Linked DNA regions of Homo sapiens: region 2 is linked to region 1. The links are chromatin contacts, found by Hi-C or POLR2A ChIA-PET in ENCODE. All regions are on one chromosome and are shown on one strand. The core of a region is the stretch at or near the end of the contact, and the rest is flanking DNA. Distances in the headings are between cores, read along the strand shown. Region 1 holds the start of CLDN10 (claudin 10). Region 2 overlaps DZIP1 (DAZ interacting zinc finger protein 1).

What was found. Hi-C counts contacts between places; a loop is a spot of excess contacts on that map. ChIA-PET counts read pairs that join two places held with the same protein, here RNA polymerase II (POLR2A).
Region 2: a loop to region 1 is called in a map of Calu3, with 5 times the contacts of the local background. The contact joins the enhancer-like site here to the promoter of CLDN10 in region 1. A Hi-C loop is called at or near these places in 1 of 168 maps with a recorded cell type or tissue (Calu3) and 2 of 37 single-sample maps with no recorded cell type. POLR2A ChIA-PET finds 5 or more read pairs at or near these places in 2 of 52 experiments (MCF 10A and RWPE1).

The regions. Positions count from the first base shown.
Region 1 is chr13:95,548,480-95,555,708 of GRCh38, forward strand. CLDN10 (claudin 10) reads left to right here and starts at 4,241. Exons shown (of 5, transcript NM_006984.5): 1 at 4,241-4,494. The coding sequence starts at 4,275.
Region 2 is chr13:95,611,771-95,618,999 of GRCh38, forward strand. It overlaps DZIP1 (DAZ interacting zinc finger protein 1), which reads right to left. Exons shown (of 23, transcript NM_198968.4): 11 at 267-407. Among named protein-coding and RNA genes, the nearest start is that of DZIP1, 29 kb to the right of the region's middle. Within about 2 kb of position 3,946, at least 2 of the 41 ENCODE cell types and tissues checked have a DNase peak (open chromatin) inside an H3K27ac peak, as active enhancers do.

The sequences.
Region 1 (7,229 bases), core at 2,991-5,490:
GCAAAAAAAATTATAGATATATATTTATATATGAATGGTGATGCAATGGTGAGAATAACTGTTCATTCTGTAACTATTCCTATCACTCTGTAGCTTTCATGCTAAGTAGATTACAAATATCATTGGATTTGCATAAGCATTAAGATAAATGAAATGTTAGGGAAAATGGAAGGAAAAAGAACACAGATATGCTCTTTTAATATCTTGGTACCGGCATTAATGTCTTCTTTAATGTGATGTAACAATACTTGGCTCCTGGGCAGTTGTTTTTTTTAGTTAATACCGTATCATCAGGAATTCAGTTTCTTCCCACCTGATTAGCAGCACGCCACCTCACTGGAATCTAGGAAGGAGCTAATGTATACTGAAACCAAATCTGATGCTTAGAAAATCCTTGAGCTATTGAAAGGCACACCTGCGTTGCTTGGTAGGTGTACTGAATCTCAAGTAAGGAATTTCTGCAAATCTCCTGTTTAGTTGGCTAAACTGGTTTTCACTCCTATTGAACAACCCCAGGGTGGGGGGGATCCTCTATTTCTCTTTAATAACCATAATAAGCCAAAGAAATAATTTTCAATGCTAATTCCAGTGACTTAGACCTCAAAAGTAGAAAGGCTCAGAATATGTTTGAGGGCATTGTATGTCTTCGGGTCAAATTTATAGATCAGTTAGTAGTTTTCATATTGGAAAAGATCTATAGCTTTTTGTAAAGACTAAACTATTGTTAACTAAGATGTTACTTTGAATAATTTAGAGGAGGCAACCTTTTTTGATGTATTCACTTTTATATTTAAATTAAGAATAGTCTCTTATGAAATTTCAGTGAACTGAATCCTAAAGAAAATAAGGAAGCATTTATCAGTCGAAAGTACTCTGTAAATCGGCTTGCAGATTAACTGCAAAGGTTATTTGGGAACTGTATAATCTTAAAGCAAAACAAGACATTTATCCATTACTTCTTTTCAAAAATCTCTATTTGGTCCATTTTTATTTTCTGGACATTCTTTTTTTAGATTATATGCTACTCCATAATATCTTTAGAATTCTCCTGACAAAACTAGCTTGAGAAGCATAAGATATAAGACATTCTAAAATAAAAATGTTTGATTCATTACATAATATTATCTAGGTATTAAAGAAAGTTAACATTTTTCATTCTTTGGTCAGGAACTCATGGCCTCCAACATACAGCTTTCCACAGTAACTATGTAGTACATCCTAGGGAAGATAAAGAAAAGAGTTTAGGGTTGTCCAACCTCATAGAAAGGAGAAAGGAAAATTAACCAAGTCCACAGGCATGACGACCCTAGTCTGTTTTAGCTGCCAAAGGAACTAATAATGCTGCCATTTAAGTTTTAATTTATGGATTGTTTGTGGTGTTTCCCATCCCTTTTAAGTTGAAATTGTGTGTTGCAATCTCTACAGTAATAGAATATTTCTTTTTTCAAAGTATTCAACAATGAGTTTAATATTCTTTCTTCCTGTGATGCATACCACCATCCGTTATGCTAAATTAACTGTTTATACACACATACACAGAGCTCAACTGGTCAGAGCTGTGGTTCTCAGCCTGAGTCCACATTAGAAGTTTTGGAAATACTGCTACCAAGGCCACCCCCAGAGATTCTGGCTTCACTGGTGTGGCGATGCGGCAGAGAGAAGAGTGTTCCAAGCAGGAATTCAGAATTTGTTTCTTCCGGATGCTATGTTGCAACGGTAATCTGGGCTTATGGATTTTTGAAGTATAATGGGTAGAGCTACATTATGTGTTAAATAAACTTTGCAGACTGGTTTAAAACACCAAACCATTCTTCAAAGTTCTTTCTTTAAAACAAACAATGTGCCTTTGGATCCAAACAGTGGACTTCATAGCAACTAGGTGATAAATTAGGAAGTGCTTGAGTCTTAAAGGTCACAGCACTACACTTGTTTTGTGGCAAAAGTAAGTCAGGGTTTTGTCTAGTAAAAACAAAGAAATAATCAATTTAGTGAGTATCTACCATAGGCGAGCCACGGTAAACAAAGGGACTATCGAACAAGGCCAGGAAATAAAGTATTAAATTTGTGTAATTTGTAATTTTAGAAAAATCAGTAAGAAATGTTATGGTTAGTGGGTTTTGTGTTTTTCAAATAGTAATTGGATCAGAAATAGGCAGATTATTCAGGAAGGAATATGGCATAGAAATAATAGTGGAAATATGCTGGAGGGCAAAAAAACAGATGATAAAACACTTTAAAAAGGCAAGCCATACAAAAGAATAGAGGATGCTTTGTAGTCATTGCTCAAAGGTGACTGATTTGCATAGCAAGGAGAATGAGAAGGAAGAGGTTAGGAAGATACTTTTTTTTTTTTTTTTTTTTTTTTTTGTATTTTTAGTAGAGACGGGATTTCACCGTGTTAGCCAGGATAGTCTCGATCTCCTGACTTCATGATCCGCCCGCCTCGGCCTCCCAAAGTGCTGGGATTACAGGTGTGAGCCACTGCGCCCAGCCAGGGAGATACTTCTTAAACTCAGTTTTTAAGTTTAGTTTACCAGTGAACCTAACATGATACATCAGGACAAGCTGGGGTTCAGAGCAGAACAGTAGGGTAACCATGTCTGCATTGTCACCCTTGTACCCATTCACGAAAGCCATGGGACCATTAAGCACAGAGAAGCCCACTACCTGCCAGCCGCTGCACGGCTGCAACAAGAGTAGGACTTACTTCGTGTTCTCAGAGCACAGATTACAACATTCGGGTAGACATTGAAGAGAGACAGATTTGGGGCTCAATAGGAAGAAAAGCTTTTTTAAAGGGCTGTCAAAACAACATGAAGAAAAACAGAATAGATACGTTGCCATGCACTGAACTGCTGGTCCTGAAGGGTGGAGCATGGGCTAAACATTATCTCTAGAAATAGACAGGAACATTGTTTTGAGTGTGGAGCGTGTCCTGCTGGTCTACAGTGATTCTTCCAATCTAAGTTTTGATGATTCTATGTCCAGCTTCCTCTCTTCTCCAGTCACCTTGTCGCCTCTAATTTCACTGGGCACCCATTTGGTTAAAAAAAAAAAGTGACAAAGGGAAATTAAGAAATTCTTCACATTGAACCAGAGTGTTTCTGCCTAAAGATAGTGACACAGAGGGTTAGCACGAGATTTATCACAGCAGACTGATTGATAGGTTTTAGACCTTTCCTTACTTTTGGCAACAAGTGAAACCTGGAAGCTCATAACAAAACTGCAAGAACCTTTAAGTGGACAAATAATAACCCGTGTCCTTGTTCTCTCATTTATGCCCAGATTTGTGGCCTCAGGAGCCAGAAGTACACCTTGATCTTTATGTTTACCTTGAGACAGCAATGAAGGGATGAAGGAATGAATGAGTTTATATTTCAATTAGGCGTGAGAGATGGAGGTGGTTTAAAAAAAAATAAAAGACAAGATAGCAGTTTTGACTGGGATAACAGCATCCTTTCATAGAATAGCCTCTAGACCTGGAAGCTGGAAGGGACCTACAGGGAAAATGTGTTGAACAAATGCCCTCTGCGTAGTGCATTAGTATGAGTACACCAGCAAGATCAAGATCGTCAGGATGCCCCATCTGCTGCTATCTTGACTTTAGGCCTGTGCCACGCACCGTTTTGCCATGACTTTCCGCATAGCACCAGGCCAAAAAGAACTGCAGAGTTTTGAGGGCAAGGCCGGTTTCCAGCCCAGAATCTGCAATGATCCCTCCTTGACAAGTCAAACAGAGTCACCCAAACAAGCGTGGCACGCAAACCTTTAGAGTTCAGCAAACCGAGGGCTGAGTTACCAAACCGTGTCCTTTCAGGGCATGCAAAAGGCTTTTCCTGCTCTGCTTCTACAAGGTAGTCAGGAAGCCAAGCTATTTGCCTTGGGTAGGGCTGGGTGGGGGTGGTGAGGTGGGGGCGCAGCAGGTTGTCCACACCCGGTTGCCAGTCTGAACCTGAGCCGCTCCAACAAGCGAGCCCTTCTCCGCGGCCCTTTGGCTCAGGGGAGCGCAGGCCGGCCTTCCTCCCGCACGCGGGCGCGGGCCAGCTGCAGATGGAGAACCCGGGGGGCGACCGCGAGCCCTCTGAGGCCCCTCAAGGGACAGGGCATGGGTGTGAGGGGTCGCGTGCGCCCCCTGGCGCCGGGTCCGCTGGGCGGGGTGGTGGGCGGGGACGGTGGGCGGAGGCGGAGGCGGGAGGCGGAGCCCCGGGGTTGGGAGTGCGGGGGTCGCGGCGCAGAGTGGGAGCCGGAGAGCGAGCGCGGCTGCAGCCGGCGGCATGGCTAGCACGGCTTCGGAGATCATCGCCTTCATGGTCTCCATCTCAGGCTGGGTACTGGTGTCCTCCACGCTGCCCACCGACTACTGGAAGGTGTCTACCATCGACGGCACGGTCATCACAACCGCCACCTATTGGGCCAACCTGTGGAAGGCGTGCGTTACCGACTCCACGGGCGTCTCCAACTGCAAGGACTTCCCCTCCATGCTGGCGCTGGACGGTCTGCATCCCCGCGGCCCCCGCCCTCAGCCCTCCTTCCTTGATGGCCAGCCCGCTAGGCGCCCTCTCGCCCCCAATACCCCCAGCGGGACCCCTAGACTGGACTCCTCTGAGGCCCGACCCGTCTCTCCCAACAGGGCCTTAGGGAGCCAGGGACGCTCCTGGTGCCCGCCCTCTCCTGATGGCTGTCTCGCGGGGCGCCTGTTCGAGCCTGGGACCCCGGGAGGGGGGACACGCAGACAGGCCCGGGTTGGTGACTCCCAGGCGTCGGGGGATGGGGAAGCTTTGCGGTCCTGAGAGTCAAGGAAGCGGCTGCCCTCCCCCACCCCCCATATCTTGGGGACCGCTGGGACCCAGAGTTCATGCTGCAGGGGCTTGTCTCCTCCACCTCCCTCCCCTACGTTCCCCGAAGGCTGGGTTCTGATAAAAATGGTGTCATTGCAAGCCAAATCCGTTTGTCCTGACCTCCCTTGAGCCATTTCGTTGGTTCTTTTAAAAGTAGGCGGGGGTGGGGGTTGAGAGGTTGGAAGCGGGAAAACATATTGCAGAATTTGTTGTTGTTATTGTTTCCCTTTAAAGAGCTTCTACAAACTTGTCTGCCTAGGCAACACTACAAACACTTCCTCCGAGTTTTAGGAAAATAATAGCCCTTGCGGTGCCGCGATGAGTCCGCAGAGGGTAGGGAATCTTGGGCCGTGAGAGCGTGGCGCCGGGAGCTGACCAGTTCTGCATCCGAGTCCCCGGTGCCTGCTGCTGTCCTGGGTTGTTCCTTTGTGGAGGTTCACCTGCGTTGCTCTGGTTAGTCAGGCCTTATGCTGGTAGCAGCTGGTGGATATTCACACAGAACTCTGGCTCTGTTGAGTTTCAAGACAACAGCCGATGTCAGCCCGGTCCCATTGATTGCTCAAGTTCTAGGCCCGTTGCTTCCAGGATTTTACAGCAAACGAATCCTGGCAGAAACTTAAGAGGAGTTATTTACATTACATATTTCTAGATTTGAGGTGTTTTTTTCTTTTATTACCGCACTTGCAGGTTTTGTTTACATAGCTGGGTAAATGAAAGAAAATAGTTGATTCCTCTAAGATGGGGTTTGCCACGAAGAGCAAACTGTTGCTCAACGTGGTATTTGATGGAACCTCCGTATAAGGAATACGCATCTAGTTTTAGAAGGGTGGCGCCCGGGTCCGTGTCCTGTTCGGTAAAATAAGCAGCCGGAACAGTGTTTATTCCCCAGCATTACCGTTGAATTTCCTGTGGTTTGTAGAGCACGCATCCAGGTAGATGAACAGGCATTCTCTTGTTCCTGTGATTTATAGTCAGCAATGTGTTACTGTCCTCTGAACACTCTTCTGTTGTAACTCTATTGTTCTCTGAGATAGTGTGCCAGATAGGTACGCTTCCTTCTGTAGGACAGTTGGGGGACAAGGGAGAGAAGGAAATGAATGCTCTATGAATATTATTAAGTGCAGAATAATAAAGTTTTCTCCTACATGTCTGCAGTGAGAGTGGAGGTGGTACCATACCTGTTTGGGGGCAGATCGGGCCGGGAGTGAAGAGGAAGTAGGAATAGTTGTCCTGGTTAGCTGGGAGGAGAACAGAGAGGAGTGACATTTTTATGCCATCCAGCTTGCAAAATGGCCTTCCTGTGTGCTCATGTGACTAAAAAATGACTTTTAAAAACATAAATGGCATGACACTACCTACTGTTGTACAACACTTTAAAATCAATGTATTTTTCCAAGTCAGTACTTAATAGAAGTGACTTGACTCTGTGTAACTGCTGCATGGTATATTCATTAGACTGCATAAAATGGCTTAGTTAACCATAGATCCATTGTGGACATTGGACCTTTTCCAGCTTTTCTTTGTTGGTGGTGCTTTACTGAAAATCTTATATTCACCTCTTTGTATGTGTGTGTATTTCTGTAGACTCCATTCCACTGAGAAATGGTATCGTAAGAGCAGTAGAATACACGTGCATTTTAATATTCAGTTCATACTGTCAAATTACTTTCCACTGACAGTGTATGAGAATACCTGCTTCTCCACATTCTCACCACTCTGTGTTAATCCAGTTTTTTTTTTTTTTTTTTTTGAGACGGAGTTTTGCTCTTGTTGCCTAGGCTGGAGTGCAGTGGCACAATCTCAGCCGACTGCAACCTCCGCCTCCCAGGTACAAGTGATTCTCCTGTCTCAGCCTCCCAAGTAGCTGGGATTACAGGCATGTGCCACCATGCCCGGCTAATTTTTTTTGCATTTAGTAGAGACAGGGTTTCACCATGTTAGGCTGATCGCGAACTCCTGAACTCAGGTCATCCACCCTCCTCGGCCTCCCAAAGTGCCGGGATTACAGGTGTGCGCCACCGCGCCCAGCCATCTTATCATTTTAGTTGGCATTTCCCTTATTGCCGTGGTCAAAATCACTGGTTATAAAAATGGTCAAAACTCACTGACCGTTTTTTTTTCTCTTTTGTGAATTGGCATCCATATCTTAGGCCCATGGTTCTGTTGTTTCTTTGTGGTTTCGATGATTTGTCAGTCCTTGATTTGTTATGTAGGTTGCAATCTCACACCATTGTTCATCTTTTAAATTTATGATGCCTTTTCTCACACAGGACTTTGAAATTTGTAATAGAATCATATTTATCAGCCTGTTTTTTTGATGACTTTCCTTCTGTGGCTTAAGATGGCATTTCTTACCGCAAAACAAACTTACTTTTCTGTATCTCTCAGAAT
Region 2 (7,229 bases), core at 2,696-5,195, 63 kb after region 1:
TCAGAGTAATTACTGAAAGAAATTCTTACTTACCTTCAAATCAAATTAATTTTGAACTTTAACTGTATAAATCTTCAACATATTACTTTTAAATACCTTTTAAAAATGTATTTTATTGCACTAACTTTTACAAGCAATCACAAGGGGAAAAATATTCCATCTTCCTCACCTTATACCACTTACAAATGCTCTAAAGTAAAAACACATGTTCTTAGATAGACTGCGTTGCTTAAAGAAGCACGGTGCCACACTGCCGCCAGACATACCTGCTGTCTCTGAGTTATAATCAGCTCATTCTGCTCCTGGAGTCTCTGCCCTAGCTCTTCTATCCTTTTCTTATAGAAAACATTGCTTGCATTTAGATCATCTATCATTGAGGTTCGAAGTTTCTCTATATGTGACAGGAGCTGAAAAAAAGTTAAGAAAGGCATCCATCTGTAAGCTGCATGTCAAATGTCTTCATTCTCCAGATTTCAGGTATACATGCTCTGCCTGTTTTGCTAGCCTGATGCTATCCGTGCGCATCAAGTCGTTGAATAAATCTTTGATCATGGTATATCCTGGCCCTGGCTGCTCTAGGTGCTTCATCTGTGTTCCCAAGGGAGCTCACGTCCCCAAATAGACAACACTGATAATGGGAGCAGCTTAGCCAACTACAGCACATAACACGAAATAACACATGATGAGCAACGATAAAGGATTCAGGCTTCTCCTGCAGAGTGGCTCTGACCCTTAGTACTAAATTTCTCCTGCAGTCCTGTCCTTCCGATGCCCACATGGGCCATCCTAGGCCAGAGAGCACATCTTAATGTTTTTGTTGTTGTTTTTTTTTGACATGGAGTCTCGCTCTGTCACCCAGGCTGGAGTGCAGTGGAGCAATCTCGGCTCACTGCAGCCTCTGCCTCCTGGCTTCAAGCAATTCTCCTGCCTCAGTCTCCTGAGTAGCTGGGATTACAGGCCCACACAACCATACCTGGCTAAATTTTGTATTTTTAGTAGAGGCGGGGTTTCACCATGTTAACCAGGCTGGTCTCGAAGTCCTGAACTCAGTCGATCCACCCGCCTTGGCCTCTCAAAGTGTTGGGATTACAGGTATGAGCCACCGTGCCCAGCCCCATCTTAATTATTTTATATTCCCAGAAACTAGCACAATCCCTGGCCCTCAGCAGGTTCTCTGAGAAATGTTTACTGATAGATGTTTACCGAGAAAAAGAGGGGGAATGGTGGGGATTAGAGGGAAAGAGGGAGGGAGGGAAAGAAAGGGAGAGATGCAGAGGACAGAGATACAGAGACACACAGACATATTCATCTTTAGAGATAATGTCATGGAAGATCATAGACTGGACAAAAAGAATTCAAGAAGAATTTGTTTTCAATAATTGAAGGAAAGGCGCTTAAAGCAATTTCAGTAGTTGTTTAAACACAGAAGGCTAAAAAGAAACAAAGGGGGGGCGGCTTGAGGCCAGGTGTGGTGGCTCGTGCATGTAATCCCAGCACTTTGGGAGGCTGAGGCAGGCAGATCACTTGAGGTCAGGAGTTTCAGACCAGCCTGGCCAACATGGCAAAACCCCATCTCTAATAAAAATACAAAAATCAGCTAGGTGTGGTGGCGGGCGCCTGTAATCCCATCTACTCAGGAGGCTGAGGCAGGAGAATTTTTGAACCCCGGAGGCAGAGGCTGCAGTGAGCCAAGATCATGTCTTTGCACTCCAGCCTGGGTGACAGAGCGAGATTCCGTCTCAAAAAAAAAAAAGGCTTCATAATTGGGGTGAAGAACATTCCAAGTCTATGTCCTGGAAGTGGTGACAGGGTATCCTGATCAAATAAAGGAGCAGGAAGTGTCCGTGCCTGAGATGAGTATATAAGGGCACCTAGACCAGCATTTCCTCATTTGCTTGCTTTTAGAAAATTAACACTCATTGTGTACTAGATGCACTTCATTTTGTTGAATCCACACCACAATGTTATGGACACATGTTTTGGCCCCATCGTACAGATAGGAAAACTCAAGTCTAGAAAGGTAAAGTCACTGGCTCTAATTGAGACAGCCGAAGGTGGGCAGAGCCCAGACTTAAACTTTCACATGCAAGTTTCAAAGTCAGTGCTCTTTCGGGAGGCCGAGGAGGGAGGATCACTGGAGTCCAGGAGTTGGAGTTCAGCGTGGGCAATGCAGTAAGACCCTGTCTCTACAAAAAGTTTTAAAAATTAAGCTAGGTGTGGTGGGGTTAGCCTGTAGTCCTAGTTCCTCGGGAGGCTGAGGTGGGAGGGTTGCTTGACCCCAGGAGGTTGGAGCTGCAGTGAGCTATGCTCAAGCCACTGCACTGTAGCCCCGGTGACAGAGTAAGACCCTGTCTCAAAAAAAAAAAAAAAAAAAAAAGCAGTGTCTTAGCATCCTGCACAGCCTTGCCTCTGAAATGCTCTGTGCTCCTATGAGGCTGGACAAACACTGGGTGGAACCAATCTAGAAAGATTTTCCGAGTGAAACCTAAAAAGAATCTTTCCTTTCCTAGTGGATACTAAGAACCTCCCCCAAGGAGGGCATTGTCAAGAGCTTTCACTACATCTTTACAGGCCCCTGGAAAAGTGGCCTCCAAAGCAGTCTGGGAAATGCTGAGCTGGAAAATAGAAGGAAAAGCCAGTATAAATGTCCAGGCTGCTGGATGGAGGTTTAGGATCTCGGCCTTGATCAACTACATGGGGAGTTGCTCCAGGCCCCAGGAAGAAAGGAGATGTGGGAATATCTAAGGGATAACATCATTCTTAATAGAAGAGTTAAGAATGAATCAGAAAGGCACGGAAAAGAGTACATGGAGAAAGGAATGGAGAGGGTCTAGGCAAACATAGCCAGAAATTATTTTGAAGTTTGCAGCTCATGAGCCCATTTTCTGTGATCCCATTTCAAGCACTATGCATTTTTCCCTACTGGCCCACATCACCCCATCCTCCCTTCCTTCATTATGTGACCATCTGACAACCTCCCAAGCTCTCAAGAGTCTTCTGTTGGGTAAAAAGGGCATGCCATCGCTTATCTGTGACTGCCTGTGAACTCCTACCAATGTTATTTAAAACAAAAAAAATTGCCAAGAATCTAAGTAAATCAATAGAAAGTTGGCAAATGCAACTTTCCCTAAACAGAGAAATACAATATGTGCATTGTGGGAACAGCAGGCACCAATCATGTGGAATAATTAATAGTTAGGTCTCAGGCAGAGATTACTAAACCTGATTGAATTCACCCCTCTGTTAGGGTTTAAGAGCAAAGAAGGGAGAGGTAAGCAGCTTCTAAACAAGTCAAACCAACAGACGAGGAAGGAGTGCAGCCTAGTGGTGGCACAAATCCGCCCCCACATACCTAGTATGTGAGGCATGCGCCCCACTCAGAACCAGGAAAGGCCTCACCTTCTTCCTCCATGACAACTGTCCGTCTTTCTCTCTATCACAACTCGCAATGACAAAGTATAAAAACTGTAACTCGCTTTCTATTCCAGCCAGAGGCCACTGAAATTCCCACAACTGTCTGAAACACAGACAGCTTTAAAGGAGCCAGGATTTTAAAAATGCCTTCCCACCCCCGATTAATAAAGAAACCTGAATTCTGTCCCTAAATACCAATGCTAGAAAGATGGCTTGAAGAATAAGAGTAGGGATTTTAATGATCTAAGAGCAGTGGTTCAAACCATAGATCCAAAACAGGATAGCCTGGGTGGCTTTTGGTTTGTTTATCTCCAAAATCCATGTGTTCCAGACTTATCTACTAAATCAAGATCTCAGGGAGTGGAGCTGGCCACCTGTACTTTGGAAAAGAGTCTCAGGTAATTCTGAGGTGCATCCCTGGTTAGGGATTACCATGTCAGAGCATCCAAAGAAAAGATCCTGCGTCCTTACAGAAAAGCAACCACTTGAAGCTGTCACTGCCTGTTTTCCTTCCCGGCTGGGAGCTTCACAGGTGAGTGCCTGGAGCTAGACAGGCCAGCAGTGTAGTATGCCCTGGAGTACACAGGGCCTGCATTCAAATACCAGTGACCGTGGGCAACACAGCATCTGTCTAAGCCCCTGTGTCCTCACCTGTAAAATGAGTGACAGCATCTACTTCACAGAACTCTTAGAAGGCTTAAGTATATGGCAACTACAAATATCCATTTATTTCTAAATGTTCCCATGAAACCAAAGTTGTGCTGGTTAAATCAGCTTTCAAAAAAAACACCCTGATGAGGAGAAATGTGCACAGCTGAGAGCCGATATGAGTCAGCTCCAGGACACCAGGACATGAACTGTAAGAACAGGCCACTTTTGCTTCAGTGTAATGTAGGGGGACAAAGGAGAACACTCCTTGCACAGTGGAGCCACCTGTGGTGCAGAGAAACTACCATCCACTGCTCCTGGGATCCTGCATCTTAGCTGCCATAGATAAAATATGCTGGGAGGTGAACGCCATCGTCCTAACTACATAGTCATTGCCACGGGGGAAGCTCCCTGGGTGCAGGGTGGAAACGTGGACTAGTGTCCTCCCTACAGCAGATGGTGCTTAGACCTCCAGACAACTCTGGTAACCCTGCTCTTCTGAACCCTACAATCAGCCTTTCTCCATCTATGAAAACAAGGCTGAATGATGCCCTAGCTAGCTACCTTCCACATTCATTCTGCAAGTGTGTAGTGAGTGCCAACCACATTTCAGACACATGAGTGGATGCTGGGCAGACAATGGAGAGCTAAATAGACAGAGCCCTTCACTCAGAGGGCCAATGACGTGATTGGAGAGATAGACAATAAACAAGGAAACAAATAAGCAAGTAAACTATTTAAAATAGTGCTCAGAACTCTGTTTGAGATATTATGGGAATAATAAAGAAAAGGGACTACCTACTTGGATAGAGTGACATCAGGTGACCAGGACCCAGAGGCCAGAGGCAATGGGGTAGGCAGGGTTCTCAGGGGGCCCTCAAGGTTGTACCCCTGGTGTACACCCCCTGTGTGATGCTGTCCCTTGGTCTGAGGAGAACCTCCATTGTGCTTCTCAACCACAGAATACGGCAAAGGTGAAGGGACTCTGGAGACGCAATAGCAGTCCCAAATCTGTGGACTTTGAGGTTATGAAAAGGAAGATTATCCTGTGTGGGCCTGTCTTATTCAGGTGAGCCCCCTGAAAGAAGTTCCAGGCCAGGCATGGTGGCTCACGCCTGTAATCCTTGCACTTTGGGAGGCCGAGGCGGGTAGATCACCTGAGGTCAGGAGTTCAAGACCAGCCAGGCCAACACAGTGAAACCCCATCTCTACTAAGAATACAAAAATTAGCTCAGCATGGTGGCACGTAATCCCAGCTACTCGGGAGGCTAAGGCAGGAGAATCGCTTGAACCCAGGAAGCGGAGGTTGCAGTGAGCCAAGATGGCATCACTGCACTCCAGCCCGTGCAACAGAGTGAGACTCTGTCTCACCCCAAAAAAAAAAGAAATAAGAAGTCCCAGGCCCTTCCTGAAGCGGGAGAATGAAAGCAAGAGAGACACACTCTAGCTGGCCTTGAAGTCAACAGCCATGCTGTGCACTGCTATGGAGAAGGAGTAGCCTCTGGAACCTGATAGTCTCAGCCCTTCAAATAACCACAAGGAACCTCAGACAGGAACACAGCCCAGATGACACTCTCAATGCAGCCTGTGAGTCCCTGAGCCCAGCCAAGCCCTGCCTGGACTCCTATCCCACGGACATTGAGAAGAGAAATACATGCCATCTTCACCCACTCAATTTGTGGTCATTTGCTACACAGAATAGAAAACTCATACTGAGGGGAAGGAGGTAGCCATGTGAAGAGCAAGTCGAAGGGCTTGCCAACAATGAAAACCAGGTATAAAAGAGGAAAAGGCCAGAATGTTCTAGAAATTAGCAGAAAGTCATCATAGCTGGAAAGAGGAGGTTCCGAAAGGCAGGGGGTGGGGCGGGGGGGTCAGGCTGAGGCTAGAATGGCGGCCAGCAGCCAGGTTATTTTGCTGGCTCTGTGGAGAGCAGACTAAGGAAGGGGAAGGCTGGAATTGAGGAGACCCACCCTGGGGCCCATTCAGAAATGGAGGCTTAGTTAATGCAGGGCAACAGGAAAGTACAGAAGAACTGGTTCCATAGAGTGGGCCCTGCAGACAGCCTGGACTCGGGGATTGAGAGAGAAAGGTGGAATCAAGATGAGCATCTGGAGGAACGAGGGTGCCATTTGCCAAGTCTGGGGAACAAACCCAAGAACTTCATCTTAGGCATGTCGCACTTGAGAAGCCCATGGAGATGTCGAGTACTGAGCTGGCTACCTGATCTGGAACTCAGAAGAGTTGTTTAGGCTGAAGATGTAAACATGGGCATGATCCACACACAGCCCTAATCCCACTTCAAGAAACTCTCTCTGTTCAGTCCCTAGGGCACTCTGCATTTATCCCATCCTGATTCCCATAGCTGTAGCCTCACTCCTACTCCCTTCTGTACTGTAAGCGGTCTGAGGGCAGGCATTGTTCCACATCTCTTTTTAGCCTTATAAAGTGTAGTACATAGCAGATGCTCAGTAAATATCTCCTAAATTGAACTGCCACATCAGTGATACAATTTTCAATATAAACTACTGTATATGTGTATATCTATAGATATGTGTATTGGGTGTATGTCTGTGTATTATCACTATAAAGTATTTGCATGATGAAATGATATTTTAAATGGAATAGAGGAAAAATAGTGCTTCCTACTTCCTTTTCTAGCAATGATACAATCTTAAAGGTAGATTAATATCTAACTTTCCCATCGAAGTTCCTCAAGAACTGCAGGTGTTTTGTGAAATATTTTTATTTTTTGTTTGCTTTAGTTTGGCTCTAGTATTGTTCCCAGTTTCTTTTTCTCTCCCCGTCTTCCTCAGTATTTGTTCCACTTTGGAGAAATATAAGCTGATAAATTTTTTGATCATCTGAACACACTTCATCCTTGCAATTATACACATACATATTATATGATCTTTTGTCGTTTAATATTCTACTAAGAAAGGTAATATTAGAAAATGTGCAAAAGAGGAAACATTTTTTCCATTCAGAAAAGATTTACAAGAAATACTAAGGTACAAAACACAATTTCAAGTGAAAAAATAAACAGAAGTTTTCCTATTTTAAGACCTTCTCAAATACATCTACTTTAGATGTTTTGCACTAGTGTAAACACATTTTAACACTTAAATTTCTGATGTACTCAGGTGAAAGAGAATCAGTGTCATAAT